Linked DNA regions of Homo sapiens: region 2 is linked to region 1. A link is an interaction called in ENCODE POLR2A ChIA-PET data of the cell type or tissue named here. Cell type or tissue: Panc1. All regions are shown on one strand. Each heading gives the region's core, and the rest is flanking DNA. Links, peaks and the distances in the headings are about the cores only.

Region 1 (7,017 bases), core at 1,347-6,346:
CCTGGACGCAAGACGCATTTGTGCCCGGCTTCCCGGTATTGTCATTTTACACCTTCTCCAGTTTGGTCCCCTACCCCTTATTTACACACACGACTTTTGTTTTTTCTTTTTCGGTAACTCTAGATAGCAATTTGAAATAATGCACCCACTGTTCAGCAGCCATGGATTCGGTGCTAATGGCCGAGGGCTTGCCGGACGGGAGTCGATCAGATCTACAAGTGTTTTTAAGCATTAAAATATTAACTATCAGGTTTGACTTGCTTTTTTGGGCCCTGGCAAAATGGCAAGGGCATGCTAGACCGGTCATTTTTTTTATGGCTAGGGAAGAGAAATAATTATTCCCCCCCTGCCCGGCGCCCAGACATGCTTGGGAAGCTGGGAGAGCGGTTCGGCTCAACCCCCTTCTCCAGGGCCAGTTCCACCAGGCTGCAGGGGCCGCGCTCTGGGCTTGCAGCTGTAGGGGAAGCACAGTTCGCTTACTTTGTATTTTTCTTGGGAGCTTGTGGGGCATCTTAAACGGGACCGTTCGGCTCAGAATCGCAGTGTTCGCCTACCAATAAACCGGACCAAGCAACATTCCAAAGAATCCCTGAGAATTTCTGCCTCTCCTCCCCTCCCCCTTCCGATGGAAACCTCCCTGGTATTATTTTAAAATCCACTTAACCATCTGAATATTGAGCTTTGATGGCGGGCTTGCTAGCTTTCTTGACTCTTTTTAAACTCGCTGTCTGATACTGGCAATCTTGCCATCCCTTCTCAAACTTGAGCAGTTGTGTTGTCTTGTAATTAGCAAACAGGGAAATTGCTAAAGGCAAATAAATGATTTCCCGGTGAGAAAAGGAAGGCTCCCAATGATCGGTCCCTTTTGTGGGCATTATAGGAATAGACGGCGTCTAGTTATTTTAATTGTGGACATAGCGGGTGGCCTGGTGCTGTGACATCAGATTGAGTCTCAGAACACATTTCTGAACTCAGTAGGCAGTTTTAGTACTTACATGTCAAACACCAGCAGACATCTTTGTGTACACTGCCCCTTCGTCCTTCCTCCCTGTTACCTGGGTTAGATTATGTGCTCCAAAATTAAAGTTATTTATTTAGGCTGGTCAGCAGAGCAGTGGAAATGAGGATGGTAGGCTGTTGTGTGTCATTCCTGACGTCTTCAATCAGAAGGCCAGCTTGCAATCCAGATTTGATACAGCTGCGGGAGGAATGGAGGAATGCATAGGCAAGATAGCGGGCTTCCCATACTCTTCTGAAATCCTTAGTGTTTTATAGGGTGTGTTTTTAATGGCAAGGTGTAAAGACAAATTTCGCTGTATGCTTTATTATTTTCCCTTTGCTCCTTGGTGGCGGTGATTTTTGCTACATTTTCTGTTACTTATGGTGTACCTGTAAGCAGCTGCATCCTTTAAAAAGCAAACTCTCTGGAACCCTGATTTCTGCTTTTTTATTTAAGAATGTAAAGAATTAGAGAGTATCATTAAATCGGCTTATGATGAATAATACATTATCTCAAGAATAATGCTTTAATTGCTGAAGACACCATAAAGCTTGATAGTAATAATTTTATTTTAAAATGACAAAGATTTCTGCATAATATTAATTTAGTCTTTGATTCAGTAATAGGAATGGCTTTTAAAAAGACAGATTCAGATACAAAACTGCATTAAGGAGAGGTCTAGTTAAGTAGATGGGAAGTGTTAGAACTGCAAATATTAGAACTGTGGTAACATTTGTATATTAAAGATAAGAATACTGTAACCTATTAAAGTTGATTGGAAAAAGTAGTTTTACATTTCTTTTTCCCTCCTGGCAAAGTGGAAATAGGAATATGGTGGTTGAAATTCCAGTTAGGTTTGAAATTTCTTTTTAAGGACTTGATTATTCGAGCCCTTGCATCTTCTCTTATCCAAAGTTATTTGCTTTTCAACCGAGCTCTTTGCTACTAGGTTGAACAGATAAATAAGCTGCATCTTGAATTCATTTTTGAACTTGGAATCCAGCATTTAAAGGAAACCGAGAGGGGCCTATTCATTGGGATTTTATTTAGCCGGGCAACTTCTCTTTCTGGCTTGTGAAAAATGGACGTTTTTTCCTCACTGAAACAACATAATCCTTTCTAATACAAAAGATTTAGACCTTGGAGTGTGAAGGGTTAATGGTGGTCCTTCCCAGTTGTCCTCCCACCCCCCCACCTCACCCCTGATTGTTTTGACAACACTTTTCAAAGTGTGACATTCCAAGCCCCTACATAACAATGTAATATTACTGTAATTACACAGGTCATTACATTTTAAATAGAGAACAATAAAATGCTTATCGCCCTGAAAAAGAACAGGTGTTCTTACCCTTCTTTGGTATTTATGCTAATTGTTTTTCATCTCCTTCAGAAATATTTATGGCGAACATGTTTAGATTTCAATCTCAATGCAACCGTATTAATTCCATGCTAATCTTTATAGGTTGGGGTTTAATGTCTGCAGTATGGATTATAGGCTCAACATTCACCCAATAAGTCATATTTTAATGATTATAAATTAAATATGCCAGCGCTTTCCACTTTGTTGATATTGAAACTTTCTGAAATCCCAGAAACAAACTCAGGCATTTGGGAGCCTAACGAGCTTATCTGGAAGACGTGTTTTTGGAAACTTTTGACTGTTTAAGGGAAGGAGCTTTGACTGATGCCCTCTGTGTCTGATTGAGAAAGAGTTTTTTGAGGAAAACAATCCTCGTTCTTGCTAGGAGTTCTTCACCTTGATTTTAATTTTACTGATAGGGATTTCATTTAGAGTCATTGCTGGAAGTTGGTCAGCTTTCTGTTTCTTAGCAAGCTGTGAAAAAGTTACCGGAAGGTTTCCAGGGGCTTGCAGATCAAGAATGCTGTTCTGTTTGCCGTGCTGGATCGCTGCAGTTCTGCACGCCATTGAAAAAAATATTTGCTTTAGAAAACTAGCATTTTAATAGTTGCACCAGAGGCTGTGCTTTTAAAGATTACAGTAGAAGTCTTTCCAGGTTTCGAATGCCTCCTTACATCCCACGAGGTGCCCCTGGCTGTGTGCAAAAAGTGCCTAGATTTCTCGGTGGAGAAATCCTGGTGCAACTTCTCTTACACACGTGCAGTGGGTAAACTAGAAGGTATCTAAGAGGATTTTACATTTTGTCAGATGTTTCACAACAGGCCCCCCTGAATCACATTAAAAATGCACTGTAGAGAAAGGACAGCTGCAAATTTTTGTGTGGACGCGTGTTTCTGGACCATGACTAAAACTCCGAGGACCTTTCCCCCAGCTGTCTGGAAGTTATGTGGAAGTTGGTTTATTGGCAGTTAAGTATGAGACAACCTGGATTTAGCAAATGCTCTCTCCTGCACAGGAAGTAGATGACATTATATTGGGGGAAGGGAGGAGATTTCAGGCAAGGAGTGATTTACCTTTTTTTTTTTTTTTTTTTTTTTAAATGCTGGAGTTGCCAAATAAATAAGCACTTTCCAGGGAAGTAAGTGTAAGCTTTTTAGTCTTGGTGAGTGGCATTAGATAATATCTTTGACTGCATTTATAATTCTTTTGAGGTGACACATTTTAAAGTTTGGAAAAGGAGGCTGAACCAAATTCTTGAGGGTCTTATTTTCAAAGGGGTGTGTGATGTGGGCATCTGAGTTTCTTCTGGGAGTGAATATTGGCAACTATGTAAGTAAATCTTCAACTCTGACTTATAATTGAGCACATTTGTGAAGGAAATGGTTAATTTTACAACCAAAGGCAAACTCGCACCTCGACAGGTCTGCTGAAAGAAATGTGCCCCAGTCTTTTTGCTGGCAAGCGCACCACCAGGTCATAAATCCACAGGCTTTATTTACAGCCCATAACACTTATGAATGTTAAGATATTTGACGCCACGTTGGCCTTATAATATTCAAGGTCCGCAGACATTGGCAGTAGCTCAGATTTCTCTCACTAATTATAAGCAATGAGATGGGGGGAGGTGGTGGTATCCTAATGCAAATGCTGCCCTCCCTTCTCCGCTGACCCCCACCTCTACAATCTTGAGTTTACTGAGACAGACGCCACCACTCCTTTGGCAGCTGACTTGTACGTTTCCTCTAGGCTATTGTTATACACATTTATAAAGAGCACTTTCAGGAATGGAAATTCAGTGGGGGCTCTGCACAGATGCCTTTTTCAAAAGCAAAGTTGCTCTAGGTGTTTGCATCTTTTCCCTTTTCTTTTCTCCCTTTTTCCTTTCTTTCTCTTTTCTTAATTCCCCCCAACACCCCCACCTTTTTTTTTTTTTTTTTTTTTTTTTTGAGATTACATTGCCTATATTGTGCATTTTCCCCAGGAATACTTAAAGAAACCTGGTATGGGAGACGGCTCTTTAATTTATATGATGTTCCCCTGAGTGGAAGGGAAAATGTACACATTACATAGTACACTAGTTAAACTAGTTAACGTGAGAGTTTTTAAAAAAGTGAGATGAGGTGAAGAGAGTTGACTAAAAGAATATAATAGGTGAGGGGAAAAAAAATCCAGGTTTACACTGGGGATGGGAGGGCTGCTTATTTGTGAAAAATGTACTGGTATCTGCGGGAGGAGGCACAGAAAAGTAGCCAGAGGAGACAGAATAAATGCCTAAGAAAGATAAGAAAAGTATAATACAAGAGAACAAAGATTTGGGTTTGGGGGAATTGAAATTGGAGATTGGAAGTTTCCTTATGGAGGGGCGTGGGAGTACCCTGGGCTGGGCTATTAAAAAGGGATATTGCTTTGCTCAGCAAAGATGGGCTGCGATCCCTTCATTACCCAGGGTGTTCTACCTAGCCACAGATGTGTTTCCTATCAGTTACTGTGTAAGCATCTGAGGGTGAGGCATTATCTGTGGTGGAGACTGGAGTGTGAGAGAGAAGGCCAGTTGTCCTGCTGATTTTAATTTATGTTGAAAAAGTGGGCTGTTCTGGTGTATTACAAACTGACTACGCGGTATAAGGAGGAAGTGAGATTCAAAGGTGTTTGCCAGGCCAGGAGAGATGATGGCTCTCATTTCTGACTGGATCCTTCCTTCCATCCAACCCAAACTTAAAGACCCAGGCCGAAAGGTTTTCTTTTCTAATCAATGGCATGCAGAAACTTACTAGCCCTCAGGGATAGATATGAATCCCTAAACAGCTCATTACAAAGAAGGGGCTGTGGGATCTTTGAACGGGTTATCAGCCGAGGTGTTCTTTGCTTTTCCCAAGATAGGTTTTTTCTCCTTAGGCACATCTGATTTCGGGCTAGTAATTCGACCTGTTATATTTTATTCTTTTTGTCATGCAGTAGCCCCAACCAGGTCGGTCTACGGAGGAAGGAATGGCCAGGAGTGGCATCAGCCCTGAAGGAGTTAAAATTGCTCCCTAAAGTTTGGCATCATGAAAATAAATTTGAGGCCTGGTAGGCATTAGCAGGGCACAGCACATTTACAGAGCTTAATTAGTACGCACTGTAATTGTTCATGGTCTGCCAGAAGAAGTAATGTTCAGGAAAAGTGGAGTCCCTCTCTTGCAGTCTTCAGCTTGAAACCGATAAATCACTTGCATATTTGTGTAGTGATTCAAATGGAGCTAAGACCTCTCCCATCCCAACATGTGGTAAATTGTAAAGTCAATGAATTGCAGATGTAGGCTACAGTGAGATTCTCTAAGAAAATGCAGAATGAATGGGAAAGAGTGACGCTATAAATATTTACTGAGAAGATAACTAGATTCCTTCGTGCTGGGCCAATTATGATGTACTAAAATATATTAGTAAAATGCTTAAAAAATTGAGAGGATTTGTGTGGGTCTTTGGGTGGGTTGGTTTGTTTTGGAAAGTGAAATAAAAGGCACTATGTTGTTGTCGTGTCAGTTTTATTAAGCCTGAATCACAATGGCATACCCAGGGAAGGACACATGAAACCCACATTAATGCAAATTAATTCGTTATGAGTTGCAGCACTGCGACTGCTAAGTGGAGTAATGATGGGGCATCATTTTAAGAGTTTTAGTGTAGCAACTTTTAATGAAAAATGCTGTGTTAGGAACATGTCTCAGCACTTCAGCCCACGTGTTTTTCTATATGCTAGAAATATGTTTTGTACAAGAGCAGGAAACTTGATTCACTTTATTTTTTCCCCCAGACAGTTTAAGAGCTTTAATTATGTTTTGACGTTGAAAGAAAATCATCTAGTTTTTCTCAAAAATCAACCCAGAAATGCCCATCACCATAAAGAAGTTCAAGCTCAACTTTTTTTTTTTGCGAGACTTTGCAGCACAAAGTGGAGAAACGATGAACATAGCATTTCCCCGCAGACCTACAGATAAAACTTTCTTGAAGCGACTTTTTCCCCTTTTTTTCTTCTTAGAGAATTTTGGTCTCAGGCAATGTTGCAAGTCAATACTTCTTTCCCCAAATGTGAGTAGGTGGATACGTATAGAAGCTGTAAAAGTTAATGATCGTTCTCTGACTCATAGCTGATGGTTTCAGGTTGAGGAAAAGAAAAATTAATGAGGGTAAATAGACATTTGATGGAACATTGAGACAGTAGGAGAGATTGTTCTTGTGTCTAAAGGCATGCATTTTGTTGCAGCAGAATTTCTGAGGCAGAATGCCAGGAAGTGAAAGGGGATGCTGTCGTTAAGTTATTGTTTAGGGATGGTACAAATGTTCAGTGTCTAGATCTCTGCAGGAATGTTTAAGCTCAAGTACCAGGCAATGCTGGTTTTGCCTTTTCTCTTGAAGTCAGAGGCCCCCCTTGGTACTTTTTATAAGGGCAGGCAGTCACCCAAAGTCTTGGTCAAAAGTTTATTTCCCATTAAATGTAAAAGGCTCTCAACACAGGACTGGGGGCAGTGGGGTAGGGGAAGCTGGGCTTATAATGGCCTGTGGTTGCTCAAATGACTAATGACCTAAGAAAAGGTCTTAGGTATACTAAAAAAAAGTATTTTGTTTCTTAAGGTAATTACATGGAAATTAGATTTCAAGTGGCTCATGGTAGCAGCTA
Region 2 (7,017 bases), core at 669-5,668, 350 kb after region 1:
CTAGTGCTGTCATAACAAAGTACCACAAATGAAGCGGCCTAAGTGACAGAAATTTGTTTCACTGTTTGGGAAGTTAAAAGTTCGAGATCAAAGTGTCCGGAGCACGTGAGGTCATGCTGTCTGTGAAGGCACTAGGGAAGGCTTCTGGTAGTTCCTTGGCTGGGGCAGTGTAACTCCAGTCTTTGTATAGTGTTCTCTCTGTGAGGTGTCTGTGTCCAAATCTCTCTTTTATAAAACACCAGCCATATTGGATTAGGAGCCCACTCTACTCCAGTCTGACCTCATCTTAGCTAATTATATTTGTTATGACTCTTTTTCCAAATAAGTTCACATTCTGAGCTACTGGGAGTTGAGACTTCAACATCTGAATTTTGGGTGGGACATAATTCAACCCATAATATGCAACAACGTGGATAAGGGCGTTATGCTGAGTGAAAAAAAAGCCAATTCCAAAAGGTTTCATATTATACAATTCCATTTATGTAACATACACCATTTGGTGGTTGCCGGGGGCAGAGACAGGAATGGGAGGATGAATATGTAAAGGGTCACAAGAGGGAGTTTACTTGGAGTGAAGAAATTGTTGTGTATCCTATTTGGTGGTGGTTATGCAAATCTATATGAAGGATCGAATTGCATTGAACTAGCAAACACACACACACACACGCACACGCAAAAACTGATGAAAGCTGAACAAGGTCTGTAGTCTAGTCAACAGTACTGCACTATGTGAATTTTCCAGTTTTGATATTGTGCAAGAGTCAGAAATGATGTCACAGCAGGAGGAATCTGAATGAAGGACTGAAGGGACTATTCTATGTGCTGTTTGCATCTTCCTGTGAGTGTAATCCCCTCAAAATTCAAAGTCAAACAAAATGAATGATAAAACTATGTTGACAGCCGGGATGGAGGAAATGAAAGACTGGGAGTGTGGGTAGGATTAAACAGTTTCTCCTGATAGGGTCACCATCCTCAAAAGGATCGTTGCCCCCTAAATTCCCTGGCATTTGCAGTCATGCCACCTTGCTCCTCTACGAGCAGTAGAGAGATGTGTGTATGGGTGAGACAGGCAGCACTGGGCAGAAAGGTCAGAGCACAAATACTTACCTGTTTGCCTCTAGACTTCTACCTTGAACTTGATTTCCCAGATTTTCAGATTTGCTCTATCTTGCTGGACTTGCTCCATGCTCTGCCACTTGGATGAAATGAACTGCCTCAAAGTTGGCTTTGCCATCTTTCATCCTTGGTTCAGGTGATCCAGGTTCTGGGCTGGCTCTGTCTGCTGCATGCATTTAGACAAGTCGCTTCTCCTGTCTTTGCCTCAGTTTCCTCAACTGTCCAATGGGGGTAAATCATCCTTATCTAATCTTCAACTCTGGAATATCCTAAAGCTTTAATTATAATTGCTGGAAGTTTTCATGCAAATCAAGTTCCATTATAATGACTTCATAATAATAATGTGGTAGTGATTTAATTATTAAGCATCTCCTACATACTAAGCACAAACATTACTTCTTAATGCTCATAAAAATCATGCAAGGTAAGTGTCACGGACAACCTGGGGGTAATACCAAGCACATTCCATGCCTGCTTAGGAAATTGCCCGCCCTGAAGGGGCCAACATTCCCTGTTTGACCTAAAAGCTAAAGGAATCTTTGTTTGAGTCTTGATCCAGGAGACCGGGAGCTTTGTTTACTTTCAAGGGTCCACATCACCCTTTTACACAAGATCCCTGGGGCAGGGGCATGACTGAGTCAGCTTGACAGGCTCATGAGAGCTGATTGTACACATCTCTTCCCAACCCTGGGCTCAGTGACATCACATTCCGGCTTGAAATTGGCCACAGTGGGAGTATTTGCGCCATGGAAATCAGCAAATGCTACAAATCAGAGCTGTGTTTGTTTCCTCCGAAAGCCAGTTTTCCAGCCTGGGATGATCCATTGCAAATGGGATTTCTGGTGGTATATTAAGATGTCCCCAAGTTCCCAAGGTGGATGGGAGGGTTTGGCCACCAACATAAAATACTGATTATGAACATACTTGAGAAACCAACTCCACAGATTACTAGCTGTGTTACCATGGGCAATATACTTACCCTCTCAAGATCTCAGTTTCCTCCCCTGTAAAATGAGAATATTGACAGAGTCTGCTTCCAACCCCTAAAGCACTTTTCACAATGAGGGCCCCAGTAAATATTAGCTTTTATTGAACTGTTGGTTACTTCTATTTTTATTATAAGGTTCCTGGTCTCTATAAGCAGGCAGCTTTTAAGCTGTTGTCCACACCACTTTTCTAAAAAATAATTTGAATATAACATTGAGAGGACAGATTCTGGAAATTTCCACCTGGGTTCAAATCCTTACCCTGCTACTTATTCACTGAATGACTCTGAGCAAGTGACTTAGCTACTCTATGGGCCAATTTCCTCACACGTAGGCTGGTGATTATAATAATACCTACCATTTAGGGTTGTCCCAAGGATAAAGCGAGTCAGTGTGTATAAATCACAGATATCAGTGTCTCACTCGTAGCATTATGTAAGTGTTTGCTGTTATTATTCTGAAAGTTAGTGCACTGGGTTGAATAGTATCTCTCAAGAATTCATATCCTTTCTGGAACCTCACAATGTGGTTCCAAGTAAGGACTTGGAAAGACGGATGTATGTAGTAGATGTGTAGTAGGTGTAATTAGTTAAGATGGCATACGGGAGTAGGGTGAGCCCTTGATCCATTATGACCCGTGTCTTATAAGAGGAGAATGGACACAGAGACAGACACACACATACATAGGGCAGATGATGTAGACAAAGAGAAAATGCAACGTGACGTCAGAGGCAGAGATTGGTGTGATTCAGCTGCAAGCTAGGGATGCCAAGAATTACTGGCAACAGCAAGGAGCTAGGAAGAGGTAAGGAGGGAGTCTCTCTAGAGCTCTCAGAGAGAATGACCCTGCCAGCACTGTGATGTTGGACTCTAGACCCTAGAACTGTGAGACTCACTTTTGTTGTCTTAAGGAAATGAATACAATGAAGTGGTACAACCATAGCTCATTGCAGCCTCCAACTTCTGAGCTCAAGCAGTCCTGCCTCAGCTTCCCAGGTAGCAGAGAGGTTTGAAGGAGGCTGAAACACCCTTATCCACTGCCATCCTTTTGAGCCCCACTGCTTGTGTTTTTTGATGTCCTTTCTGCTTTTGCTCTGGAGGCTCTTTCCCCAGGCTCGGGCCCCCGCAGCAGTGCCCTCCACTGCTTTGAATTCCTCACTTTCTGCAGCTACAAAACAGAGCTTGGTGTGTGTGTCCTGCTGGAAGCTCACTCAGGTTTCACGACACTCCTGTGTATCCCTGTGGACCACCCTAGGAGGTCTCACCTGGAAAGATGATAAACATATATACCACCTTGAACGACAAATCTGAGTTTGTAAGTGGCCTAAAGCGTTCACTTATTTTGCACATACCTCTCACCGTCTGAGATGCTGCCTTTCTTTGCCAAAAAATATATTTTGCTGACTTCTTTCTTTTTAATGGTTGAAGGCAAAGCTTTTATAAGCCGTATTCCCACATGCCACCTACTGATGCCTTACCCATAGCATGGTGGCATCATGTGCTCACCAGCACTTATGGAAAAGAAGTGCATGTTCCCAGTACTGGTCTGAACTTTTATTTACATCATCTCATTTAAACTTCCCAGTGACCCTGAGAAGTCATTATTATTATCTTCATTTTACAGAATAGGGAACTGAGACCCAGGAAGATTATGTGACTTAGCCAGGGTCACACAGCCAGAGTCAGGGTTGGGATTTTATTTGATCCCCTTCTGCCTGACTCGGGTGTAAATGGATTTGCCACTATACCAGTGTTTGCTAAAGTGTGGCCTAATGTGTGGAATATCTGTCCTATGCATGTACCATTAAAAGGGGTTTTGTGATAAAAAAAAAAATGCTTGAGAACAGTTGTAGATTATAGCTCCCTCCTTAGGAATGCCAAATAAAATACAAACACCAGGTTAAATTAGAAATTTCAGATACATAACAAATGGTTTGTGAGTGTAAGTGTGTACCATACAATTCAAATTGAGCAGTGTCCTCCCCCACCCTCCTACATCTGGCAGCTCTATTCCTGGATATTTACAGACGTATGTTTGTAGATTAAAGCTTTCAAGAAATGCTGTGGTAAACAAACCTGTTTGATTTTGTTTAACAAGACATTGTTCAAGTCTATTTGGAAAAGCTTCTTTGGGATGCAGTTTGGGAAATACTGCACTGTATACGTGACTGCCTCCCCATCAGTCTATCCGTTTAGCTTTTGAAGTGAAATAAATCCAGTTAGCCAGGCCTGGTGGTGTGCACTTGTAGTCCCAGCTACTCGGGAGCCTGAGGCGGGAGGATCACTTAAGCCTGGGAGATGGAGGATGCAGTGAACTATTAATATGATCATGCTACTGCACTCCAGCCTGGGTGACAGAGTGAGACCCTGCCTCTAAAAAAAAAAAAAGAAAAGAAAAGAAAAAGTGAAATATGTCCATGATGGATGAATTTTTTTTTTCACTCCCAAGGAATTCCAACTGCCACCTTGCCACCTTGCCACCTTGACTGGTACTTTATGAGTGTAGGACAACTACCTAATCATTTCTAATCCTGTCCCCTCCAGTTTCACACATGCTGCCAAAGAAATCTTCCTAAAATTACCCTTGATTCATGCCAGCTTTCTGCTCAAAACCCTAACAGGATCCCCTGTTCCCCTCTAGTAGGAAGCTTGGACCTACTCTTTGAGAGTCTGGATAATTTGGCTTTGGCCAACTATCCCCACTCTCCATCTCCTCCTCCCTCTGCGCCTATAGACTGCTCACCCCCATTCCCAAGGCTTTGACACTTTTACCTTAGAAACTTTATTTGTGCCCTCCTCTGGCCTGGAAAGCCCTGACCTTCATTCTTCAGACAAAGGCCTGGCTCCTGCCGGTTCTTGCCACCAACTGAAATCTCTTCCCGTCTCAACCCAACCAGCTCATAGCCTGGCCCTTTCATTTTGCCCTTGTGTTAGTTACATTAAAATTTTGTCTTGCTACGTACGTGTTGTTTCATTAGCTATATATGTTTTTTATTATGATCAGAAAAATTCTGTTATCTATTATATTTAACATTTTATGGTTTTTGGTGGCTTTTCCTTTTTCCATTTTAAAGCTTGGGTGGGTTTTCCTTTTTGATGTTCTTTTTTTAGAAAGATAATTTATTGAAGTGGAATTCACCTAACATAAAAGTACCCATTTTAAGGTGAATTTAATACCTTCACAATATGATGCCACCACCATCTTGATCTAGTTCCAAAACATTCCCATCACTCCAAAGTAAAACCCCTTATCCATTAAGCAGTTTCTTTATGTAACCCCCAAGCCCTTAGCCCATGGCAGCCACCAATCTGTACTCTGTCTCTGTGGTTTATCTATTCTGAATATTTCATATAAATAGAATCACAAATATGTGACCTTTTGCATGTGGCTTCTTTTGTTTAGCATAATGTTTGCAAGGTTCATCCATTGTAGCATATATCAGTGCTTCCTTTCTTTTTAAGGCCAAGTAATATTCCACTGCATGTAAGGACCACAGTTTCTGTACACATTCATCTATCGATGGACATTTGGGGTTTCCACCTTATCGATATTGTGGACATTCCTGTGCATTACTTCGCTTGACTTACTTTCCACAAGAATTTCTCTAAAGGAATGCTACTAATGGGGAAAATGGAATCTCAGAGACTCAAAGTAACTGCCCATTGGATTGTTTGGGGAATGGGGAGGAAATAGATGGCTCCCTCAAATGCTGGTAGTAATGCCGAAGTTGGGAGCAGGGGTGAGGAAGGCAGTGAGGGATGGGGAGGTACCCAGAGCTTGCATCAGCAGGAAGCCACCACTACCCCTGGGCCTGCAGGGATGAAGGGAAGTCGCTGTGCTGCTGGGATCCGGAGAGTGATATGGGACAGGGCTGCCTGGCAGGAGCCAAGGCCTTCAGAAAAGAAACACACCAGCTAGAATCTACAGCCTAGGGGAAGGGAGCTGGGGGAGCAAATACCAGGATCTCCCTTTCTTCCAACCCTCCAGCCTCCTGCCAATGCCTCCTATTGGCGGAAGCCGAGTGGAAGCCGGAGGGTGGGGGAGCCAGGCTTCTGGGCATAGAGTGAGTGCAGGAGGATGGAGAGTGAATCTGGAGGGCAAACTGAGCCTGTCTGGGATAGCCTTTGTCACACATGTCACACAGCCAGAATCAGGACTGAAAGGGGGATCTCTGACTCCAGATCCCATGCTCTTCCCAGTCCCAGAGGCACCTGCCAAATGACACAGCTCAGACTTTCTACTGCTGGGGCCTTTATTTCCCTATCCTTCTGAAGGAGAGATCCCAGGGAGGCTGGCATTTGCAAAGGTGCAGGACCTGGTTATTTGGCCTTCTCTTCTCACCTCCCCCCACCTCCTCCCACAGGGGCCGCTCAGGGAGTTGGACCTCCAGCACTTTCCCCGCTTTGCTGTGTAACCCGCATCTGCACACCAAGTGCGGCAGACCAGTGGGCCCCTGGGGGCTGGGGGCTTTTCTTCTTTCTCCCTTGTTCCTGTTCATTTTGGAGCCGTAAGAGAGCCATGGAGAGAAAGAACTGAGAAAATCAAGGGCTGAGAGACTGTTGTGAAAAGAGTCCGTGGAGACAATACAGTGAGTGCTTAGTGAGGTCCTGAATGCAGGGCTTATGGGGCTGTGCTGAGCCCTCAAATAGGCCTTTTGTGCTCCTTTCTATTGACTGTTACTAAACCCTTCAATGGGCTCCCATTGTGCTTGGAATAAAATCCAAACTCCCCACCCAGGCCCACAGCGCTCCAGCCTCATCTTATACGCTGGCCTTTCTCTTCTCCCCACTTGCCTTCCTGCAGCTCCTGGGCACACCCAGAAGTCTCCCACTTCTGGAACTTTGTACCTGCTGGCTCATCCTCTGCCCGGGCTGCAGCTTCTTGCATTCTCCCCAGGGATGGCACCTTTTTCTG

What was found. ChIA-PET counts read pairs that join two places held together with the same protein. Peaks named below come from ENCODE experiments on the same cell type or tissue, not always from the same donor. Only the 100,000 strongest peaks of a DNase experiment are listed, where the experiment ranks them.
Region 2: POLR2A ChIA-PET joins it to region 1 with 11 read pairs; 3 of 35 experiments call an interaction of 5 or more read pairs at or near these places.

Annotation. Positions count from the first base shown.
Region 1 is chr10:112,952,911-112,959,927 of GRCh38, forward strand. All of the region lies in intron 3 of TCF7L2 (transcription factor 7 like 2), which reads left to right. Among named protein-coding and RNA genes, the nearest start is that of TCF7L2, 6.2 kb to the left of the region's middle. RefSeq lists an enhancer at 4,590-5,224. In Panc1, for the core only: no CTCF peak of the experiment used is centred there; no DNase peak of the experiment used is centred there; H3K4me3 peaks cover 4,301 bases; H3K27ac peaks cover 5,000 bases.
Region 2 is chr10:113,303,222-113,310,238 of GRCh38, forward strand. It overlaps LOC105378490 (a long non-coding RNA gene), which reads left to right. Exons shown (of 2, transcript XR_946329.2): 1 at 1-2,907. Among named protein-coding and RNA genes, the nearest start is that of HABP2, 250 kb to the right of the region's middle. In Panc1, for the core only: no CTCF peak of the experiment used is centred there; no DNase peak of the experiment used is centred there; H3K27me3 peaks cover 182 bases.